2 separate regions of the Homo sapiens genome follow, and region 2 is linked to region 1. The links are chromatin loops, found by intact Hi-C in ENCODE. Cell type or tissue: heart right ventricle. All regions are shown on one strand.

Region 1 (8,000 bases):
TCTTTTCACCTTCTTTCTTTCCTACCAAATAATTATCGTGTCTCCTCTATGCAAGGACATTCATATATGCTATTTATTCAGGCCTCATTATAACCCTGCTAAGTAAATATCATCCCTCTAGATGTGTAAAGTGGGGGTCAGGGTGGTTTTGTGGCTTGACAACAGCATTGAGTCACCCCAGTGAGGATCTGGAGGGGTGGAAGAAGAAAAGAAAGGGGGAGAGAAAAATGGAAAAAGAAGGGGGGAGGGGGAGAGGCCAGCAGTACTAGGGGGCTGGCAGTAGTGAAGTCTGCAAGGCTCTATCTCTACCTCCCCACAGGGTCAAGATGACTCTACACACTCCCGAAGGTCCTGTGCTCAGAGACTAATTCCATGAAAATTCATTGTAATCAGAGCTTGTACAACCTGCTTGATGAGAATTCGCTGGACTTGCTGCCCATACATAACAAAATGGTAGTGCTTCTCTATAAATAAGCTCTGGCTCCTCTGCCTAATGAGGGCTTACACTCAGCCTACAGGAAAACATGTTCTGTCTTTGCCATCAATTTCCTTTGGTGCCCAGTGCATGAAAATAACTTTTTTTTGCCTTTCATGGACTTCTCTCCAGCCAAATTAGAACAGGACCCCCAAGTCTGCCCAAAGGCCAGCTAGTTCCCTGGGTCAGCCTCAGATATGACCAGAGCCAAGAAGTCCTGTCATATCCCACCCATCCAAGCACTGGGGAAAACTGGCTCCCCTCTCAGCTGCCCTGTCTCTAGGGCTGCAGCTTTTATGTCTTTGGGAAGATTTGCAATGGCCTGGCTCTACTTCTCTTATTTCTCTCTGTGGCCTCTGAGTTGGGTGACATGGGCTGGATCCCACAGGACAAATCAATAAACATTGTCCTACCTCCGTTTTTCTATGAGAAAAATGGAAAATAATCACTGAGATAGTTAATTTTATATGTCAACTTGACTGGGCCATGGGGTGCCCAGGTATTTGGTCACACATTATTCTGGGTGTGTTTGTGAGGGTGTTTCTGGGTGAGATTAACATTTGAATCAGTAGACGGAGTAAAGCACATTCCCTCCCCAGTGTGGATGGCCCAATCACATGAAGGCCTGAATAGAACAAAAACACTGACCCTCCCTCTAGTACGAGAGGACTCCTCCTGTCTGACTGCTTTGGGCTGGGACATTGTTTGTTGTTGTTTTGCCTGCCTTTGGACTCAAACTGAAACACTGGCTCTTCTTGGATCTTGACCCTGCCAGCTTTCAGCCTGGCACTATACCACAGGCTTCTCTGGTTCCTACATCTTCGGACCCAGACTGGAGGTCTCCAGCTTCTGACCGTGGATCTCTCAGACTCCATAATCACATGAACCAATTCCGTAGCATGGATACATACTCATTCTGTTTCTCTGAAGAACCCTGACTAATACAATCACTGATATACAGCTTTTGTGAGACTTTTAGAGTATGGCTATGTTTACAAAATATTTTCAAGTTGTCAGACAAATGCACAGTGTAAAAAACACAATTTGACTAAGGCCTATCTTAACTTAGGGGGTGAAAGAGAAGGAGGGACTGGTGGTTAGTGCCCCAATCTGTCCTCAGACTGATCTTATTCACTGTTGGTCCCCAGTGCTGAAATCAATGCAGGTGGTATGATTTCTAGTCTCTAAATTCAGGAATTAGAAAATATCTGTTTCTTTATTTTCTCAAATCAAGTGGAATATAAATGTATCTATCTAAGCAAGCTGTAATGTTAAAAATTCATCTACTGTAATATCGGGCTGACTTCCTATTCAAATCTAATAAGAACCTGGAAGTCTTAATTGTGCTTAGAAAATACCTCTATCCTTCAGTTGCTTTGGGGGTCTTCATTCTTCAGGCCATCATGAATGCCACTACATCTACATTGCCTAAGTGCCAGGTCCCTCACACTCTGGTAACTTTAAGTCAGGTCATCTTATGGCAGATACAAAAATGTTTGCAGAGACTGGAAATCCACCCCCCTCCATAGGCGCCCCACTACCAACTCTGATTAATTCTGTGCCACACACTTGGGGCACAGAATTAAGCTACAGCAAATTTGAAATAAGCTATTTTCTTTCTATTAGTAATTGGGTCCAGGTACACCCACAACCCATACACTTTTCTCCTCACAAGAGGGAAGTCTTTTTCCTTTTTCTGCTCTTTCTCTCCTTTTCCTCAAAGAGCTTATTTAATTCCCACATTTCCCCTTCTCATTTATCCAAAATATCCTGTATTATTGCTTCATTAGGCAAAAAAAAAAAAAAAAACCCTCAAGCTCTGTTGATTTCAGACTGCAAGTTTGAAGTGTTTTGTATCATTTCTTCCAAAGGTAGTGGCTAGACAACTTTCAGGAGGGAAGTGTACTGGTAGTGGTTTGATTAGGTTGTATGGGCATTATTAAACCCTTGTGTCTAAGAAAAAAAGGTATGGTTTGCCTTATGGGCATGGGGTAGAGTATATCGTTCTTGCCAATCAAGACCAACCAAGATGCCTTTTAGTTTTATTCTCTCCCTTTCTAGATACCTGGCAAACACACAGTCTAATATAGAAAGGTTTTATATATGCATTGCACCACATGGTCCTCCTTGTTTAATCAGATTTCTTTGAACTATGGTGGGCACCTAACCCAAGAGTAGCCAGTCTCTGACACAGCCTCAAGCAAGAGCCCTACCCAGTAAGGGCACATTATATGGATGACGATGGACCAAGTATGGACCCTTCATATTAGGAAGTTTGAATTCATAGACAAAAAATCATTGATAACAGGAGAAGTCACAGAAACGGAGAAAGAGAAGTGATGGGAATGAAGAACCAAAGAGAGAAAAACAGTTCCCTGGTGCTAACCTAGTGAAAAGACACCTAGTTATTAGAACTATGTTCTCACCTAAGAGGTCCTCCAACTCCTCTTTTTCGGAAAAACCCAGCTCTATGTGTCCCTGTTTTCCTTCCTTACCTGCATATTCTTTCTGCATATCCTAATCCTCTGCGCAAAACTGAGCCTCTCTGTATTTCTTGCAACCTGAAGGAAGCTCACTCACATTTATTTCAAGAAAAGCTTATAAGGCTTAAGCTTTATAAGCTTAAGAGTAAAGAGCAATAAATAATTTACTGATTATTTAACATTCAAATTACAGATTATTTTATTCTAAAGTTTGAAGATTAAGAAATCCTAGAGAAATAGCCACCAATGAAAACATCTCAAAACATACTAACCTCTGCCCCTGCTCCTCCTTCTCTGGATTTTGGTCTCCCTCTGTTTTCCTTCTGCTTTTCTTCTGGTTTACGAACCTACCTCCCATCTCCCCCTCCGCTATCTATCTTTCTCTGATGTGACTCCTTTTGTTTCCCTTTGGTCTCCTTGTTGTGTGAATGTCTCTCTCCCTCTCTCCTTCAACATCTCCTTCCCTTACTCCTCCTTTCACACTCTCTTCCTTTGCTAGGTGCCTCTATGACCATTTACCTATTACTTTCCTTATTACCACCCTTTAAAGACCACAAAATGGAAAGGAAATCTGTTTATTAGAATTTATTGTGTCTATCACATTTTGTGTCCTACTTTCTTTATTGAATGGCAGGTGACTTGAGCATTTCGTTTTTCGCCTAACAGAAGGAAATACCTAAACAATCTGCTTTTGCATGTGCTGCCTGATTGACTAATTTCCGCAGGATCTGTGACCTTGGCAGAAAATAAAGTCTCACCCAGGACTCTGCATAGAAGGTTACTACGGAAACAATGGATTCTTTGATCCATTTATATTTGAAAGGATTTTTTTAAATCCCTCTGGAGATTCAAGTTGAAAAGAGAAAAATGCAATAAATTATTTACTAAATTAGATTATTAATCCAAAAGGTACAAAGCTGTTATTGCAGTGAAAGTACCGATTTCAGTTTTATTATATAAAGATATCTCTCCTGGTGATACCCTGGAGCTGACATTAATCTTTCTACTCGATTGGTTTTTTAATGTTCCCACTTTGTACATTTCCTTTGTGCATCTGAAAATAAAGTTTCAGGATACATCTTACCCTCTATAGACCAAAACTAAAGCTAACACCCTTATCATAATTCTTTTCATCCTGTCAAATAATTAAAATTTTTGTACATTTTATGTCAGCAGGGAAAGTTATCCGGCATTTGATAAGCACCGTAATGCTAATTGCTCCTGGTGTATCCAAAAGTATAGTCACCTGCCACCTAGTGTCTTAACTAAAAACTGCAGCAAAGGATCCACTCAACTAAGGTCTTCCGGCTCCCTCTGGCCCTCCTCATTGGACTCTTGGGGTTTAGCTTCAAACTCTCTTGAGTGGCAGGCAGCTCTCTCTGTGAGAGGTGACTAGACCTGACTTACCCACTCTGAACAGCAGAATCCTGCCTGTCACAATAGAGTAGGGTCCCTCTGGTCTATATATGAGAATACTCAAAGGAGTGCTCTGACTCAAGACACCATGGAAGAGCAAAGGATGGTTGAGGACGGCTGAAACAGTAATATGACATGACAAGTGTACATAGCTAATGTTATACTGCTATCTCAACAATAATTCCATGCAGTGATTGCAATGACATTTCAATTTAACATTTCACAAACCTTTACATTTCTACTATGTGCTGGTCACTGTGCCAGGCCCTGGAATGAAGCAGCGTCAGATAAGAGTCCTGCCCTCATAAAGCTTACATTCTGTGGAGGAACACAGCAAATAAACATGATGAATCTGTATTAGGATAAATATTATAAAGGAACTAAACAGGGTCATGAGGCCAGGCACAATGGCTCACGCCTGTAATCCCAGCACTTTGGGAGGCTGAGGCAGGCAGATCACCTGAGGTCAGAAGTCCGAGACCAGCCTGGTCACATGGTGAAACCCCATCTCTCCTAAAAACACAAAATTATCTAGGCGTGGTGGTGCATGCCTGTAATCCCAGCTACTCAGGAGGCTGAGGCAGGAGAATCGCTTGAACCTGGGAGGCGGAGGTTGTAGTGAGCCAAATCACGCCATTACACTCTAGCCTGGGCAACAAGAGTGAAACACTGTCTCAAAAATAAATAGATAAATAACAGGGTCATGATAAACTTATGGGAGAAGACCATTTTGTTTAAGGTGGTGAAGGAAAGCCTTTCTGAGAAAGAGGCATTTGGGTGAGACTCAAATACGGAGAATATTCCAAATATAAAAATAGCTAGAATAAGTCATTCCAGGAGGAGGGATCAGCAAATGCAAAGGCCTGGAAGAAGAAAGGGGCCTCTGTGTTCAAGGACCAGGATGAAGGAAAATACAGCTGAAGCGTGATAAGTGGCAGATAGGATGGTGTTTGTTTTCTAAGCATTGCTGATTCAGGATGTGAAAAAAAGAATTGCCTTCCAAGGTTTAAATTTTGAAATCAATGCGTAATGGATCATATATTTATTGAAATGCCTTTTGGTTTGTCAACCTAAATGAAGAACGGAGGATCTCTAAAAGAAAATGATATTTATTTAAGAATAGGGCGTTGTAATGGGAATATGGGAATACCCATGCTATAGTAAACTACATGTGTATTCAGGGAGGTAAGAGAGGACAAATGTTTTAAAGATTCTTTTGTAATAACATTTAGCTTAAAAAGCAAATGCATCGTTCAGCTGTACAAAAATGTTTTCTTTCTTTATAATCATATCTTATAAGCTTTTTTCTATTTTTAAATTTTTAATTTTTTTAACCTTTTAAAAGCTTTTTTGTTAAAAACTAAGACACCAACACACACATTAGCCTAGGCCTACACAGGGCCAGGATCATCAGTGTCACTGTCTTCTACCTCCACATCTTGTCCTACTGAGCTCTTCAGGGGCAATAACACCCACGGAGTCATCATCTCCTATAATAGCAATGCCTTCTTCAGGAATATCTCTTGAAGGACCTGACTGGGGCTGTTTTACAGTTAACTTTTTTTAATAACTAGAAAGAGTACACTGTAAAATAACAATTAAAAGTATAATATAGCAAATACATAAACGTGTTACACAGTCATTATCAAGTATTATGTACTGTACATCATTGTATGTGCTGTACTCTTTTTTTTTTTTTTTTTTTTTTTTGAGATGGGGATTGCTCTGTCGCCCAGACTGGAGTGCAGTGGCATGATCATGGCTCACTGCAGCTCAACCTCCAGGGCTCAAACAATCCTTCCGTCTCAGCCTCCAGAGTAGCTGGGACTACAGGTGCATGCCACCATGCCAGGCTAATTTTATTTAGTTTTTGTAGAAACGTGCCCTCCCTACATTAACCAGGCTAGACTTGTATTCCTGTGCTCAAGCAATCTTCCCCCCTCAGCTTCCCAAAGTGCTGAGATTACAGGCGTAAGCCACCCCACCTGGCCCCTTGTGCTATACATTTATATGACTGGTAAGGCAGCATTTACACTAGCATCACCGCATGAGTAATGCATTGTGCTACAATATCATGGCTACGATATGGCTAAGCATTAGGAATTTTTCAGCTCCATATTAATCTTATGAGCCCACCTTCCTATATGCAGTCCTTGGTTGACCAAAACATTGTTATGTAACACATGAACATACTCAGGATGGTCACTATCTACTATAATCACTTGATTCTCAATAAAGCTGAGTTCCATCATGTCTGGAATAAGGTGATGAATAAATTGGTTCCTATATTCAAGACCTTAGAAATTGAGACTAGAGTAGATAATAAACATGTGAACACATACTCATGTCCAGCACCATATGGCAATTTTTAAACAATATGGCAGAGGTATTTCAGGAGAAAGTAATTCATTCTTACCAGAAATATGTAGAAAGAGGTCAGTGAGACCAGCATAATGGAACTGGCTTTTGCAGGACTTGAGTAAGTAAAAGAGGAAAAGTAATTCCAGGTACGGGGATAGGGCACATGAAAGGAGTGAACAAATGCTAAAGGACTCATTAAAGGAATATGGAATGATTGTGTAAGACTAAATTCTAGAATCCACTGGGATGGTGGCACAACAGAAATTTGGGGCTGATGCAAAAATTAGGCCAAAAGTCACAGAAGCCAGAATGTAGACTGCCTAACGTCCAGGCATGGGATTTAGGTTCTGCTTTGTAGCAATGGCAATCCATCAAAGGATGTGTGATATGTAAAATTCCTTTATCAGCAGCTCAGAAGAGTGGGCTCAGTAGGCAAAAGGCAGAGAAGACTAGAGGAAGGAGTATCCTTTCAGTGCTGCCTTGCCACTTGTCCAGGCAAACGAAGATGGAAACTTGATTTATGTTGGTGTCTGTAGAGGCGGAGGAGAAGAGGTGGTTTTAAGAGACCCGGGACATAGAGAACCAACAACACCCTGTGATAAGGAGAGGGAAGGAGATGGGACATTGAGGTTGACTCCAAGGTCTCTCACTACCTAGGGGGTCAAATGTTGATGATGCCACACACTGAAATACAAAACTGAGGAGAAGGATACATTTAGGTTTCCAACACATTGTGTATGAAACTCTAGGGGAACATTCAGGTAGAGCTGTCCTACCTTTAATTAAAAGCCTAAGCCCCTTCCCCCTCCCCATCACTTTATTTCATACACTTATAGCTGCTTTTCACAGACTGCATACTGTATACTGCCTGCTAAGCTTCATGACAACTGATCTAGGCAGATGTCAACAGCCACACATTGCAGAGAAGAAAAATGAGCACTCAGAGATGTTAAACTTGCACAAGATCACACAGCTGATAATGTGCAAAGCCAGATTTGAATCCAGTTTTGCCTAATTCTAAAGGCTTTGTCTTCCAACATATTTTGCCTTCTCCTGATCTTGTAGCATTTTTCCCTTTTACCCTAAGAGACAATTCAGCCTACCTGTTTTAATTAGATGTATAAAACGTTGCTAGCCTGAAAAAAAATAGATTACTCACTTCATTCTTAGCCAGGGTAGAAGAAGAAATAATAAAAATACTTGCTCTGAGGCATATAGCTGAATTCCTCTGGAGTGTGGTAAGTCCAAACAAACAGATGAGAGTT
Region 2 (8,000 bases), 230 kb before region 1:
AGGAACCATTCTGGGTGTTGGGTTCTTGTTACCTATCATACCATCTGGCACATAGTAGGTGTTCAATAAATACCCATTGGTTGAAAGTATGAAAAAGGAATTTTGATCATGAGCCTAGACAACCAGTCTATACTGGTCTTTAAAAGCACTCCAGATTTACAGGCTGAAAATGGGATTAAAAATCCAAAGACAAACAGAAGAAAAAAACCTTAAACACAGCAGGATTTATGACCATTACAGAGCTAAAAGTACATTATATTCTAATACTAAGGCAGTATACCAGGCTGCCTTTGTTATCATTCATATAAACTCCTCTAGCTCACTTTCTGATTTTTCCTTCCAATAATTTGCCCTTGATTAACTTTGTTTTTTTAAACTAACATTTATTAAGTACCAATATTGTGCAGAAATGCTGTGCATTTGTTTTCTCCTGTAAATTACATGAAGCAACGTTCACCCCAATTTTGGAAATGGGAAAAATTGAAGCTCTCAGAGTTTAAGTAAGTTCTCACAGGTAGTAAATAGAATGGCTAGGATTGGAACCCAGGTTTATGGGCTGCTACAACACAGTTTGTTAAATATCAGGTGGCTCCTTCAGTGTTCCTTGCTATATACCTCACCCTTTTAAATTCCATTTTGGAAAAAATTCCTGAGAACTCTGTTCTTCAGTCCTTTATTTGTTTTTCTTTTGCCCATGAATCTGATTACATATAAGTTATACCCATGACCTTCAGTATTTTGCCAGACCTTGGCCAGGGGTGGCTCTTCTAGCCAATGGATATCATCATGGTGGTTGCCCTCGGAAGACATGAGAACCTGCAGGAGGAGGACTTTGGAAATTTGGAACCCATTGGCCCAGGGAAAGAGCTGAATATTTCTAGGGAGGCCAGACCCACCAGGGACTGCTGCATTGGTCATAAATGTAATACCATGGGACTTAGGCAGAGAACAAGCAAGCCTGATCCCAGAGTTGAGGAATAGCCAGGGGGTTATGGCTCTTTCCAGATTCAAATACTGTCCCTGTCTCTACAAAAGCAATACATCTTTCTGGGGGGCCCCACACACCTTCCTGAGAATCCTGCCAGATTTCTGCCTTTCCTAAGGCTGCACCTTGGGAACCACTCTCTTATTTCCTTCATCTTCTGTGACCCTCTTTCCTGGCTTTATGGATATTTTCAGCAGGAGCCACCATCAATGCTGACTGAAAAGGACATCTTTTGCATCATCATCTAGGAAGATTGGCTCCGGGGTGTCTCTTTCATCAATTTATACTTAACCCAATGAAAAAGAGCTTCACAGATGATAGCACAATGTCCAGGCGCATCTAGGGAAGGGCATTGCTAATTAGGATATATTAATATCCTCTCTTGAACTGATTCTCCAATTTTTTTTTGCTTTCTTTCTAATGAAAGAATCCTTAGCATCTACTTGAATTCAAGCATGCATATTTTTTCTGCTATAATACTTTCTTTTCATTTGACAGGCAGGATTGTCTTACAAGGAAAAGCTGAACACTCTGACAGCTGATTACATTACATGCCTTTTTTATTCTGCTCCACAAAGAGAACTGGATGACAGTGATGATGACCTGTGAAAAGCAATTAAGGCCTCAGGATCATTTCTACTTGTGGGCTGGAGATTAGATGACAGAGGGCACCAAGGGATTGTTTATAATGGATAATAGGTTCTTTGTGTAAGGTGCAGGGTAGGACATGAAATGTCTTAGATTCTGTAGCAATGTGTTATTTTTCTGTCCCAAAATACGTAGACAAACCCAACAGAACTCTTTAGTGCTGGTAGATCAACTTAATCTTTTCTGCTTTTGCCAACAATATTTCACAGAGGATGTGTCCATTTGTCTTTTTCAGGAACAGCCAGTTTTCCTCTGTTACTGAGGTGTAGGACTTTCAGAAAATTGCTTCATATCCTGGATGCATTGCAGCCCTGTGGACATTTCGATAGGGAATAAAAGCAGCTATCCCTTCAAAGACGGACTTGTGAATAACTTAACATCTAACAATAGAATCGTAATGCTTAAGAGCACTACCTAAGCAGTTTTATCATCTATGAGGCTGGTTGTGCTGGACATGGAGCATTTCATTTCTTTTTTTCTTCTCTTTTTTTTTTGTTTTTAAGACAGGGTCTCAATGTGTTGCCCAGGCTGGACTACAGTGGCACAATCACAGCTCACTGCAGCCTCGAGCTCCTGGGGCTCAAGCAATCCTCCCAGCTCAGCCTCCAAAGTAGCTGGGACCACAGGTCCACACCACCATGCCTGGCTAATTTTTGGTATTTTTTGCAGAGACAGGATCTCACTTATCTACTTGAATTCATTGTTTTTGCTGAAAGACGTGATGTTTTGCCTGTTCTGATTGCGGGCAGCAGTATTTACTGTTCAGTTTAGCATGTGGAGTTGGTATAAAACATGTGTAAAAACATTAAGATTTGGCACCTTATGTAGAAAACCTGCTACACTTCAAAGTAGAATAATTGCCAGCTACTCAGATAAACTTGGTGGGGAAAAGACGAGTTTCCATAACACCAAAGCAATGTCTGCCTGAACCATATGTTTTCCAATTCAAAAAACAGGTTTTTGGATTCAAAACGTCCTCCCTCTTTCTTTATTTTATTATTGGTAATATGACAAGTAGAAAAACAGCAGGAAACATTTAGGACCACATAATAGAGGGTCATTTCCAGAAAACAAACAAGTTCATTGGGACATTCCAGAAAGAAAACCTTGATATGCCCATGAATATTTGCTCTATTCTGGAACTTTTGACATAGAGGAGGTGTAATGGAAAGCATCCTGGACTGAAATAATTTCTGATTTCCACTCTTCAAGCTCAAGGTGTGAAAGGTAAGGGTGATAAATAAGGAGAATACTGTACTATGCACTAGACTCTCTGCATCAATCTGCGTATTCATGTGTCGATGGGTACAGTAATTATTTGTGTCTGCTGAACATCTTTTGAAAATGCTCTCTTATGTCTTGTAGTTTTCCATCTTTTGAGTCCTGTCTCATCAAAGCATGCTGCAAAAACTGCATCAGAATCTTTTGCTACTTAAGGTACAAGCAAGTGACCTAGTTTTCCTCATTCAGATGCACCCCTACCAAAGACCGATGAGAAAGAGACCCCTGTTAGGATGTGGCCACAGAGAGATAGATTTTCTGGTAGTTGTGGTGGAAGAAAGGTTCCGGTTCTTCTGGGGTTGTGGCGCTGGAGTTTCCGGCTCTCAATCTCGGGTATGATCAGGGCTGAGCAGTGGGTGGTGGTAGCAGGGCTGTTTTCACTAATACATTTCCCCACAGGTAGAAGATGGGCATTGTTCCTGTATTTCTAGCTGTTTAGCATTTTAAGTCCAATTCTCTGACTCTTTGAGATTCTGACACTTTCTCATATATTCAATAAGTCTCATTTTGCTCAAATTAGTTAGAAATCATCCTGTGATTTTCAACTAAGAGTCTTAACCTGAATAATGGAGATAAGAAATAGTAACAGAGGGGCAGTTTAACCTCAGTTATGATAGCTAGAAAGGGCGTTGGAAATGGAATATTGGATGTGAACACAGAATAAAAGAATCTGATAGAGATTTTCAGGTGTCTTCAAATATGGAAGTTGTTTTCTTGCTTAAATAAAGGAATGTTTTGTCAACTTCCCCTATAGCTGTACAAGAAATAGCATTAAGGGAAAAAGTCTTGAGCATTTACAAGAGATTGTTAAATTGCATAAAGAAAATAAGTCCTGAATCATCATCTGGGATAATTTATTATTTGCTTTTTGGTGTGTGTGTGTGTGTGTGTGTTTTTTTTACTATGCACATGAGTTTACTCTTATGAGTTTACTACACAATGTAGCTTCATTAAAGAAAAATTAGAAATATAAAAAACACAAAACCAAAGGAAAATTCTCCTGTGATGATTAATTTATGTGTCAACTGGCCAGGCTATATAGTTCCTAAAGTGATTTAATAAAACCTAACTTAGGTGTTACTGTGAAGATATTTTAGCAATGTGGTTAACATCTACAATCAGCTGACTTTAAGTAAAGGAGATTACCTTGTATAATGTGGGTTGGCCTTACCCAAGCAGTTGAAGGCCTTATAAGCAAAAACTGAAGGTTCCCACCGAATAAGAAATTCTGCCTCAAGACAGTCTTATGGAAATGCTGCCTATGTTTCTAGCCTACTGGCCTATCCTTTGAGTTTTAAACTTGCCAGCCCCCACAATCCTATAAACTAATTGCTTAAAATAAATCTCTCTCTCTCTATATATATATATAAATATATAAATATAAATATATATAAATATAAATATATATATATATCTCCTATTAATTCTGTTTCCTGGAGAATCCTGACTGATACATTCACCCACAAGACCATCACCCTCTAATATCACATGCTAATATCATGGTATCTTTACTCATTTTTTTTTCTTTTCTTTTCTTTTCTCAGACCTCTCAGGGTGAATTCATATTTTTTCTATATACATTTATACAGTCATATAATGCATAACAACATTTCAGCCAGTAATGGACCACATATACAATAGTGGTCCCATAAAATTAAAATGGAGTGGAAAAATTCCTATTGTATAACAATGTTGTAGCCATCCTAATATAGCATAATGCATTGCTCATGTGTTTGTGGTGATGCTAATGTAAAGAAAACTACTGTGCGTCCAGTGGTATAAAAGTATAGCACATATAATTATGTACAGTACATAATGTTAGCTAATGATAATAAACAACTATGTTACTAGTTTATATGTTTACCATACTGTACTTTAAAAAAATTATTTCTATTTTTTTTTTTTTATTTTTTTGAGACAGAGTCTCGCTCTGTCGCCCAGGCTGGAGTGCAGTGGTGCAATCTCAGCTTACTACAACCTCTGCCTGTTGGGTTCAAGTGATTCTCCAGCCTCAGCCTCCTGAATAGCTGAGATTACAGGCATGCACCACTATGCCTGGTTAATTTTTGTATGTTAACTAGAGACAGAGTTTCACCATGTGGGCCAGGCCGGTCTTGAACTCTTGACCTCAAGTGATCTGCCTGCCTGGCCTCCCAAAGTGCTGGGACTGCAGAAGTTTGCCACCATACCCAGCCCCATACTATATTTTTAATCATTATTTTAGAGTGTACTTCTACATATATATAAAAAGAGTTAACTGTAAAACAGCCTCAGGTAGGTCCTTCAGGAGGTATTCCAGAAGAAGGCATTGTTATCATAGGAGATGACAGTTCCATGAGTGTCATTCCCCATAAAGCCCTTCCAGTGGGATAAGATGTGGAAGTGGAAGACAGTGATATTGATAATCCTGATTCTGTGTAGGCCTAGGCTGTGTGTGTTTGTGTACTATTTTTTAAGAAGAAAATTAAAAAGTAAAACAAAATAAATAAAATAGATAAAAATTTTATAGAATAAGGACATAAAGGAAGAATATATTTTTGTACAGCTGTACAATGTATGTTTTAAGCCAACTTATTACAAAAGAGCCAAATAAAACAGTCAAACTTTCATTTTTTTAAATTAAAATTTTAATTTTTAATTTTTTAAAAAATTAAATTTATAAAGTAAAAGTCTACAAGAAGCTAAGTTTAATTTATTATAGAACAAATAAAAATATCTATTTATGAATTTAGTGTAGGCTAAGTATACAGTGTTTATAAAGTCTACAGTAGTGTACAGTAATGTCTTAGGCCCTCACATTCAATCACCACTTGCTGATTCACCCACAGCAACTTACAGTCCTGAAAGCTCTTTTCATGGTTAGATATACAGGCGAATCATTTTTTTTCTCTTTTATACTGCATTTTAACCATGCCTTTTCTATATTTAGATATGTCTAGATATAAAAATATTTACCATTGTGTTACAATTCCCGACAGTGTTCAGTATAGTAACATATTCTACAACTTTGTAGCCTAGGAGCAACAGGCTATAGCGGGTAGCCTAGATGTGTAATAGGCTAAACCTTCCAGGCTTATGTCAATATACTTCATAATGTTCACACAATGATGAAATTGCCTAATGACATATTTCTTAGACTGTATTCCCATTGTTAAGTGATACATGACTGTATATATGTGCAACTATTTACCCATTTATTTACAAAATAGGATAATACTATTCACACTGTATGTTAGGATGCTTTTTTCCCCCACTCAGCAGTTTACCTTGAATACATTTCCAAATCAATGAATATACTTTTAAAAACATCATTTTTAATTTATTGCTGCATTATTGATAATAATCAAGATATGTAAACAACCTAAATATTCATCAACCAATGAATGAATAAAGAAAAATGTGGTATGTATATATACAATGGAATGTTCTTTAGCCTTACAAGAAGGCTATCCTGCCATCTGTGACCATATGGACGAACCTGGGGGACATTATACTGTATGAAATAAACTAGACACACAAACACAAATACTGCATGACTTCATTTATATGTGGAATCTAAGACAGTCAAACTTATAGAAGCAGATAGTGGAATGGTGTTTGCCAGGGAATAGGAAGGGGGAAAGTGGGAAGGAGAAATTGGGAGATGTCAGTCAAAAGATATAAAGTTTCAGTTATACAAAATGAATAAATTCTGGAGCTCTAACGTACAGTGTGGTGACTACAGTTAACAAATACCATATTGTATACTTTACATTTTTTAAGCAGATAGGTCTTAAATGTTCTCACTGCACCAAAAAAGAGAAAAAAGAAAATAAGAATGGTAACTATGTGGGGTGATAGATATGTTAATTAGCTTGATTGGGATGATTATTTTACAGTGTATATGTATATCAAAACATCAAGTTGTACACTTAAATATATAGTTTTGATTTGTCAATTATACCTTGATAAACCTGAAAAATGTGTGCCAGTTTTATAAGCAAAAAACTAAAGAAACAAACTCAAGAAATAAACCCCATCATTTTTTAGTGCCAGTTTATTATCCCATTGTGTGAATAGACAATTTCTGAAAATAGCTCTAAAGATATCCTTTAAAAGTCCTAGAATTAGAACTTCTGGATGAATAAAATTCATATTTTTAAAACTTTTGGCACATACTGCAAATTGCCGTAAAGAAAAAGAATACCAACTTATACTCTTATTTATGAGTGTCCTTTCCCCACACTTTAACCAATTCATTTTATTATCATTCAAATTATTTTCTAGTTTAGAATTTTAAAAAACTAACATGTATTATTTAAAAATTTTATGTTGGTGTATATGTATTTTTACCTAATGGAGATTACAGTGTATGTATATATGTAAGTAAATATATATTCTACTTTTAAAAATAGTTATTACAAATAATTTCTTGTATTATAAAACTTTCGAATTCATTTTTAGTGACCTAATAACATTCCACTTCACAGATGTGCCATAATTGATTCGTGCATTCTGCAATTAGTTATACTCTCTCATTTTTGCCAAAATTTCTATTTCCTTAGGATATTTTCTCAGAATGGGATTATAGGATCAAAAATTAGGAATCTTTATGAGCTTTTGATACCAGTGAATGTTCTCATTAGTAGAATAAGTCTGTTTCACCACGTTCATTGATTTTGAATATTGGCTTAAAAAGTGAGAAAAATGTTACAAATATATGTATGTATGTAAGAGCAAAGCAGGTATTGCATTAAAAATACTAATGAGGGTTAATTTTGGCCCTCATCTAGATTCATTTGCTATTTCTATTTCTTGTTTTATAAATGAGAATGAGGGACTTGAAACAAGTATTTAGTGAATCCATTCACATTGGGAAAACGTTTCCCAGGTTTCTACATTTGTATTAACTTACACTGTAGCATAGGAGAAATAGCTAGGGCAACAAAAATGGAGTTTATGAAGTATAAAAATTGTAATTATAAATTCTGATAAATTACAGATATGAATGTAAAAACCTTTTACAATTACCTGTCTTTTAGGGCCAGAGGATCTACTACCACAGAACCATTCTAGATGTGAGTTCCTAGTGTGAAAGGACTGGGAG

The links. A loop is a pair of places that touch in the nucleus more often than their neighbours do. Peaks named below come from ENCODE experiments on the same cell type or tissue, not always from the same donor. Only the 100,000 strongest peaks of a DNase experiment are listed, where the experiment ranks them.
Region 2: a loop joins it to region 1, with 3 times the contacts of the local background. A loop is called at or near these places in 10 of 110 quality-filtered maps.

Annotation. Positions count from the first base shown.
Region 1 is chr5:96,597,700-96,605,699 of GRCh38, forward strand. All of the region lies in intron 4 of LOC101929710 (a long non-coding RNA gene), which reads left to right. It also overlaps a transcript of CAST not described here. Among named protein-coding and RNA genes, the nearest start is that of CAST, 61 kb to the right of the region's middle. In heart right ventricle, CTCF peaks have their summits at 4,215 (motif pointing left) and 4,424; no DNase peak of the experiment used is centred here; H3K4me3 peaks cover 375 bases; H3K27ac peaks cover 394 bases.
Region 2 is chr5:96,371,631-96,379,630 of GRCh38, forward strand. It overlaps LOC101929710 (a long non-coding RNA gene), which reads left to right. Exons shown (of 5, transcript NR_130776.1): 4 at 7,936-8,000. It also overlaps a transcript of CAST not described here. Among named protein-coding and RNA genes, the nearest start is that of PCSK1, 58 kb to the right of the region's middle. In heart right ventricle, no CTCF peak of the experiment used is centred here; no DNase peak of the experiment used is centred here.